Linked DNA regions of Homo sapiens: region 1 is linked to region 2. Evidence: chromatin loops called from intact Hi-C (ENCODE). Cell type or tissue: A673. All regions are shown on one strand. Links, peaks and the distances in the headings refer to the core of each region. The heading gives the core; the rest is flanking DNA.

Region 1 (4,395 bases), core at 162-4,161, 710 kb before region 2:
GTTACTTTGAGGGAGGGACCATTATCATTCTTGCTTCCAACTTAAACTATAAACTAAATTCCTCCCATGGTTAACTTGGCCTATGCCCAGGTGTGAGCAAAGACAGCCAGCCTGTGAGGCTAGAGCAAGATGGAGTCAGCCATGCTACACCTCCCTCACTATCGTCATCTTTCAAAGGCAGTTTCAGCCTGGAAGATAAAATCATCTCCAGGTCCTTAGCGATTGGTGGGTCTCCCATTTATGGTCCTTGAAATGGAACCAGGTATGGACCCCAGGGGCCCTGGGGTGTCCCTTCCATGGAAGCCATTTCCCTGACTGGTGTGAGGGTCAGGAATTTCCCATAGAGCATTTTTCCATAGGAGAAGGCCAAGCTCTGTGCAGAAGGACCTTGCAAATAAAATGAAGCATTGGAGAAAGCAGCTACTGACAGCTCCCTAGACAGGTTGCTTCCTGTAACTGAAAGCTGAAATCCAAGAATGACCTAAAACTCATTCCCAGAATTCCTTACTTTAGGCTCATAGAAACTGAGACAAGTTTGGGAGTGGTAGTTATTTAATCAACTCAAAAACAGCCCATATTTTCAGCTATAAAGTCTCTCCCCTTCCTCTCCTTCCCTTCTCCTCCCTCTCTTAACAATTTCTTGCCACATCCTGTTCAAGGAGAAACAAACCACTATTTGCCAGTGATGATCCCTTCATAGCTTCCCAGCCTTTGAGATGGAGGGTGGTGTCCTGAACTCAGAGCTTCGGTGCAGTTGGTGTGACCTTGAGGAAGCCATTTAACCTAGTCTTGGTCCCCTCAACTGTAAAATCAGAGACAGATGTGATCTTTCTTTTTTTTGAGATGGAGTCTCACTCTGTCACCCAGGCTGGAGTGCAATGGCACAATCTCTGCTCACTGCAACCTCTGCCTCCTGGGTTCAAGCAATTCTTCTGCCTCAGTCTCCCGAGTAACTGGGATTACAGGCTTCCGCCACCACGCCTGGCTCATTTTTTGTATTTTTAGTAGAGACAGAGTTCACCATGTTGGCCAGGCTGGTCTCGAACATCTGACCTCAGGTGATCTACCCGCCTCAGCCTCCCAAAGTGCTGGGATCACAGGCGTGAACCACCGTGCCCAGCCTCATTTTTATTAATTAATTAATTAATTTTTGTTTGTTTTTTGAGAGAGGATCTCGCTCTGTTGCCCAGTCTGGAGTATAGTGGCATGATTATGGCTCACTGCAGCCTCAATCTCCATGGCTCAAGCGATCTTCCCACCACAGCCTCTGAGGAATTTGGGACTACAGGCACATGCCACCATTTCTGGCTAATTTTTGTATTTTTTGTAGAGACAGTGTTTCACTGTGTTGCCCAGGGTGATCTCAAACTCCTGGGCTCAAGTAATCCACATGCCTCGGCCTTCCAAAGTGCTAAGATAACAGGCGTGAGCCACCGCATCCAGCCCCCATCATTTAATTTAAAGAGTGGCTGATGTGGTCTCACATAGCTCTTAGCATCCGCATGAACTATATGATTAATATGATCAGTATAGACTGGGGATTAATGTAGAGTTAGAGGCTGATTTTTCCTGTTAGTCTCTTGGCTTTGGTCTCCAACTGGATAAGAGTTCCTGTTAATACAATGCTGTCAGTTTCAGTTAGGGACAAAAATTCAGTCGCCCATCATTTGGTGTTATATAGATCAGGAAAGGAGGGGATCATTTCTTAATTCATCTGTTTGGGGGCTTCCTGTTTGTTTGCTTTTTAAAGTCAGAGTCAGTCAAAAAGTTTGTATTCAAGACCAGCCTGGCCAACATGGTGAAATCCCATCTCTACTAAAAATACAAAAATTAACCAGGCATGGTGGCTAATTCCAGCTACTTGGGAGGCTGTAATCCCAGCTACTTGTGAGGCTAAGGCAGGACAATCACTTGAACCCAGGAGGTGGAGGTTGCAGTGAGCCAAGATCACACCACTGCACTGCACTCCAGCCTGGGCAACAAGAGTGAAACTCCATCTCAAAAACAAACAAACAAACAAACAAAAAGTTTCTAAATTTGTAGGGGAAAAAAAGGCCAGGTTTAGATCATAGAGATTAGGAATGATGCCTTGTACTGTTCAGTTAGCACATTTCCATTCAAAAATATTAAGACCCAGAAATGAACTCGGATGGCCCAGAATAGAAACTCTCCCTTCTGGTGGGTGGCACACACTCTTAGGCAAGGGTGATTTATTTAGAACAATGGCCACTGTTGCACTTCATGGCATATATGCACCTGCTGGAGGTAACACCACCTCTTCTCTGTCTTATGCACAAAGGGAATTTGGCTCATTATTGTCTGAAGCCTTAAAAAGACTCTGGGAACAGGGGTCACAGTCCTCTTTTACTGAGATCATTGCATGACATGGAGACAGAGTCATTAAAATATCGAGTCTAAATATTTCCTAGAACGACCTTGCTTCTTGTATCAACAGCAAACAGCAGCTGCTGTCTTCCCAGCTGAGCGCTGCTTCCCTCTCACCACAAGAGGGCGAGAAAGACCTGCGACAGGACCTCTCCCTCCCTGCGGGAGGATGGAAGAGAAAGCTCTGGGCTCCGTTAAGAGGGCATTTTATTCTCTGGAAAATAAAAGTAATAAGAGATGCCAAAGTTCCAGTGTTGGCTGAAGAAACAGTGGTTACCCTGGTGGGTTTTTTGTTTGTTTGCTTGCTTCCCCTCGCCTCAGTCTTTTAGAGCTTGGAACATAATTATTCTCTAGAGAATGAACACAGCATTATTATTTATTATTATTATTATTTAGAGACAGGGCCTCACTGTGTTGCCCAGGCTGGAAGGCAGTGGTTTGAGCAGAACTCATTGCAGCCTCGGACTCCTGGGCTCAAACAATCTTCCTGCCTCAGCCTCCCGACTAAGGGGCTACAGGAATGCACCACCATGCCTGGCTAATTTTCATATTTTTTGTAGAGAAGGTTCTTACTATGTTGCCCAATCTGGTCTTTAACTCCTGGCCTCAAGCAATTCCCCAGTCTGGCCTCCTAAAGCTCTGGGAATACAGGCATGAATCACCAGGCCTGGCCTGAACACATTATTTTAAGTAACTTGAATGATGTACGTGTAAGAATCCAAACATTTGATAAAAGAGGGTTTGAGGCTGGGCACGATGGCTCACACTGGTAATCCCAGCATTCTGGGGGACCAAGGCAGGTGGATCACGAGGTCAGGAGTTCGAGACCAGCCTGGTCAACATGGTGAAACCCCATCTCTACTAAAAATAAATACAAAAGAAATTAGCCGGGCATGGTGGTGCGTGCCGGTAGTCCCACCTACTGGGGAGGCTGAGGCAGGAGAATCGCTTGAACCTGGGAGGCGGAGGTTGCAGTGAACCGAGATTGTGCCACTGCATTCCAGCTTGGGCAACAGAGTGAGACTATGTCTCAAAAAAGAAAAAAAATAAAGAGGGTTTGATGGTTTGGAGCATAAGCTGCTTCTCTTGCTACCAGGCTATGTGATGTGCAGAAAACTTGGGAGGGGACTGGGGAGGACAGTGTTTTCAAGAGAAGAAAAGCCAAGAGGCTGGGATATGGTGATCTATTCCTGGTACTGGAAGGTCCAGTACACCTCCAGTAGGTACACCTCAAGAGGTACTTACCAAGGAAAAGTGTTAGCAAAAGCAGGGAAAATAAACTATGACTGCTCCTTAAAGAAAGATATCAGATCTACTTGGGTTTTCCCTCCTCTCTCTCCCACCTCCTTCCTCTGCCTTTTTTGTCTGGAATTATGATACGGTATGAAATGATTTTTTTTTTAGACAAAGTTTCACTCTTGTTGCCCAGGCTGGAGAGCAGTGGCACAATCTCAGCTCACTGCAACCTCCGCCTCCCGTGTTCAAGCGATTCTCCTGCCTCAGTCTCTCGAGTAGCTGGGATTACAGGTGCCCACCACCAGGTCCGGCTAATTTTTGTATTTTTAGTAGAGACAGGGTTTCACCATGTTGGCCAGGCTGGTCTTGAACTCCTGACCTCAGGTGATCCACCCGCCTCGGCCTCCCAAAGTGCTGGGATTACAGGTGTGAGCCACTGTGCCCGGCCATGATATGAAATAACTTATAAGGAAGATTGGTAGAGCCTGCCAGACAGAATTTACCTTTAATCCATCGAAAGTTAAATCTGTCCAGTTGTTGACCAAAACAAAATGGACATGAGGCATTGTTTAGAGACTGGTCAGAAAAGGGAGAGAGAAAGTGCCTTTCAGTCATACAGAATACACGTTTGGGAGACTCCCATTGGTTTAAAATGGATCCTAAACGTGAATCAAGATCCTGCTTATGGGCTGGGCACGGTGGCTCACGCCTGTAATCCCAACACTTTGGGAGCCTGAGGCGGGCAGATCATGAGGTCAGGAGATCAAGACCATC
Region 2 (4,395 bases), core at 237-4,236:
TACAGAAGAGTGCTTTTCTCTAACACATCACCACCTTTAAATGAAGAAATTTTGTTTCCAGAAACTTCTTTTCTTTTCTTTTTCTTTTTCTTTGTGTGTGTGTGTGTGTGTGTGTGTGTGTGTGTGTGTGTGACAAAGTCTCACTTTAGCCCAGGCTAAAGTGCAGTGGTGTGATCACAGTTCACTGCAGCCTCAGCCTCCATGGGCTCAGGTGATCCTCCCACCTCAGCCCTCCTAGTAGCTGGGTCTACAGGTCACACTCCCATGCCTGGCTAATTTTTTATTTTTTGTACCTGCAGGGTTTCGCTAGTGTTGAACACCTGAGCTCAAGCAACCCACTCACTTTGGTCTTCCTGGGATTACAGGCATGAGCCACAGTGCCTGGCCTCCAGTAAGTTCTTAATAAAAAGGAAATAAGCTATATGCAATGATGGACACATTAAGCCATCATCATCCAATGTTCTCTTAATACAGATCATTCATTCAATAAGTGGACTCTGAAATTTTGCTTTTGGAAAGCCACCATACCTGGCACTGAAAAGGGTGCATTAGATGTAGACCAAATATTTAAATCTCTGTTATCATGGAAATCAAATGAGTGAACAAGTGTCAAGGTACGTTTGACCCTTCCAGTGTCTTCCCGATGCTGTTTGCTCTGATATGAGTTAAGATCTTGACTCTGGAGTCAGACTGCCTGGTTGTATTTAGGATCCACTACTAGCTGGTGTCCTTGGGAAAACAAAATAGGGATAATAAGAATATCTTATTCACGGAGTGGTCACGGGAATTAAGTGAGATGATATATAGGAAGCAAGGATTAAGTGAGATGATACCTAGGAAGCTGTAACAATGCCTGGAGGCAGCATGTGCTTTGTTTTTGTTGTTATTGTTGATACTGTTTCTATGTTTATATACATTTTTCTCTTAGAAAAAGAAAATTTTAGAATTTTCCTTTAGAAAAGAAAAATTTTTTCTAAAATATTATTAGAAAAAATATTTTGTCTAAAAAATAGTTTTCATATATAGTATATATATTGTATATATACTATATATACATTGCATATATATACACTATATATACACATTGTGTATACATATATGTATATATATATATATATATATATAGTAGAGATGGGGTCTCACTATGTTGCCCAGGCTGGTCTTGAACTCCTGAGCTCAAGCAATCCTCCTTCCTCGGCCTCCCAAAGTGCTGGGATTACAGGCATGGGACACTGCGCCTGGCCTAATGCTATATCTATAATGAATTTTTGCAACTCTGATATCTCATACATAGTCTAGGAGCCCTATAAACTAACTACTAGTGTTCTTTAAAAGATAACGTAAAATAGCAACAACGAAATAAAACAGTAGAATAAAAGTGCAAAGTTCTATGGCAGAATGGCGAAGGCTTAGTGTTGGAAACAATTATGAGAAAGGCAAGTTCCTCAACCTTCTAAAGTTTTGTTTTCTAACCTGTAAAATGGGGAGAATAATGAGTGCCTTGTTTTGGAGATGAGATGAGGTAATGTATGTAAAATTAGTAGGTTTGGTAGGTGCTATTACAGTGCAAATCGTTAATTGAGATATCATTTTTAATTAAAAGATGAAGATGGCCATGCACAGTGGCTCACACCTGTAATTCCAACACTTTGGGAGACTGAGGCAGGTGGACGGCTTGAGTCCAGGAGTTTGAGACCAGCCTGGGCAATATGGCGAAACCAAGTGTCTACAAAAAATACAAAAAAAAAAAATTAGCTCGGCATGGTGGCTCGCGACTGTGGTCCCAGTTACTAGGAAGGCTGAGGTGGGAGGATCGCTTGAGCCCAGAAGGCAGAGGTTGCGTTGAGCCAAGATGGCACCACTGTACTCCAGTCTGGGCAACACAGGGAGATCCTGTCTCAAAAAAAAAAAAAAAAAAAAAAAAGCCGGACTCGGTGGTTCACCCCTGTAATCCCAGCACTTTGGGAGGCTGTGGCCGGCGAATCACCTGAGGTCAGGAGTTCGAGACTAGCCTGGTTAACATGGTGAAACCCCGTGTCTACTAAAAATACAAAACTATAGCCGGGCGTCGTGGCGCGCGCCTGTAGTCTCAGCTACTCAAGAGACTGAGGCAGGAGAATTGCTTGAGCCTGGGAGGCAGAGTTTGCAGTGAGCCAAGATCACACAGCTGTACTCCAGCCTGGGAAACAGAGTGACAGTCTTTCTCAAAAAATAAAAAAATAATAATAAAAAAAGAAGGCACGCTGGCTGACTCAGGATATCCACTAGGTGGTGCTAGAAAACAATGGCCAATCATGAAGCATTCATTTTCAAAGACCTGGCATTTTAATCTTTTATTTGAGTGTATCAGGAAACAGTTTCTTTCTTTAAAAATTGTTTTTTATTTCAATAGTTTTTGGGGTGTCTTTTGTAACATGAATTATATAGTGGTGAACTCCAAGATTCTAGTGCACCCGAATAGTGTACATTGTACCTGATGTGTAGTTTTTTATCCCTAGCGCTCTTCCCCTTTCTGCATCTCTAAAGTCGATGATATCACACTGTATGCCTTTGCATACTTGTAGCTTAGCTCCCACTTATAAGTGAGAACATGTGGTTTTGGTTTTCCACTCCTGAAGAATAATGGCCTCCAGCTCCATCCAAGTTGCTGCAAAAGACATTATTTCCTCCATTTTAATGGCTGAGTAGTATTCCATGGTGTATATATACCACGTTTTCCTTACCCACTCATTGGTTGATGGGCACTTAGGTTGGTTCCACATCTCTGCAATTGTGAATTGTGCTGCGGTAAACATACGCGTGTGGTGTCCTTTTCATATAATGACTTCTAGGAAACGCAGTTTCGATGAACACTCCAACCTACATTCCTTGCATCACTTTGGGACTTTTACCTACTCCTATAATTCTCAAACATTTCCGCCCCTCTGCCTTCCAAGTAAGATGCTTACTCAGCCAACAATTCCTGAGTGCCTGCTGTCTGCTAGGTGCTGGATACACAAAAATGAAGAAAATGCAGTGCCTGGGCCGGTCATGAATTCCACTGTGGATGCGTTAAGTTTGAAGTTCCTGTAGTACTTCCGGGTGGAGATGTCCAACCAGCTGTTGACTATTTAGATTTGAAGCTCAGAATTGACATTCAGAATCAGGGAGACATCATACTTTGTCTGTAGTTGATCGTGAGCTTGAAAAGCATGGCCCAGGACAGAGCATAAAGTGGGAGGGGCTATGAGCGGGTACAGAATCCTGCAGAACGTGGGCATGCCAGCGAGGAGACAGGCTCGCGGAGGACAGAAGGAGGGTTCCGAGAGCCGCAGGCAGAAGCAGGGCAGGGTGGTGTCAAAGAAACCGGGGGGTATGAAGGGACAAAGGACGAGTGTCCCCTAGAAGAGAGAAGAAAGCCCATTGGATTTGGAGCAGGAAGAGGCCCACTGAGAGTGGCCTGGGGACAGAGTGCATGTGAAGACAGCCCAATATCGGCTGCTTTTTAAAAAATGTGGATGAGAAGAGGAGAGTCAGGATAGTTACTAGAGGAGCACTGAGGGTAGGGGGGAGTCGGTTGGGGGGCTTGGTTGGTGTTTGGCTGTTTACTTATTTACTTATTTGCATTGGGAGAAAGGGATCTGATGGCATTTACAGATGGAGGGAAGGAGCCAATAGTGAAGGACAGGCTGATGATTAGAACACATGAGAAGGGCTGACACCCCATCCCACCACTTTTCTCCTTGTCCCAAACAAGCTGTGTGCTCTTGGGTGGTTTCCTGCCCCCTCTCATCCTCAGGCACCTCACCTAGAAAAACATACAGAGTAAAATGGTGAATCGTGTGTAAGATCTCTCCTAGCTCTAAGAAAATTCCATTTCCAAATTTCAATCTTTCAGCTATCTAAACAGCAAAGGGAAGAATTATACAGGTTAAGTATGTTTAAATAACTGTCTTTGAAATGAAAGCCAACATTACAATATCTCACGTCACTAAATGCATGCATGTGGTAAAATGCAAAGCAACCCACTCAAAATAGTTGGTGTGTGGTTAACTGTGTAAATGGCATGTCTCCCTCTGCATGTGAATCTAGAGGCTGGCCCTTGAGATCCACCATCCATATATGCCACAGTTGAGTCTTCAGATCCAGCCTGTCGGTATTTCCATTCTCGAGCACTGGGTAATGTGGTCCTGGCATAGCTCTGTGCCAAACACGTGGTTAACACTTGGACTTATAAATTGTTTATAATCAGCCTCCCTGGCCAATTACAATAGAGAATTTGTATGCAAGTGAAGATATTCAGGCATGCAGAAAATTAAATAAACAGTCTATACACATGTTGAAATACATCTTGCAAATTGCAGGAAACATATTCACATTACTTTTTATGAAGGCCTCGGCTGTGTTTAAGAGGCC

Evidence for each region. Hi-C counts contacts between places; a loop is a spot of excess contacts. Peaks named below come from ENCODE experiments on the same cell type or tissue, not always from the same donor. Only the 100,000 strongest peaks of a DNase experiment are listed, where the experiment ranks them.
Region 1: it touches region 2 in a loop (3-fold over the local background); 7 of 110 quality-filtered maps call a loop at or near these places.

The regions. Positions count from the first base shown.
Region 1 is chr10:28,661,527-28,665,921 of GRCh38, forward strand. No RefSeq gene overlaps it. Among named protein-coding and RNA genes, the nearest start is that of BAMBI, 14 kb to the right of the region's middle. In A673, for the core only: a CTCF peak has its summit at 2,500 (motif pointing right); a DNase peak (open chromatin) is centred at 2,535.
Region 2 is chr10:29,375,284-29,379,678 of GRCh38, forward strand. No RefSeq gene overlaps it. Among named protein-coding and RNA genes, the nearest start is that of SVIL-AS1, 32 kb to the right of the region's middle. In A673, for the core only: a CTCF peak has its summit at 2,261 (motif pointing right); a DNase peak (open chromatin) is centred at 2,268; H3K27ac peaks cover 1,651 bases.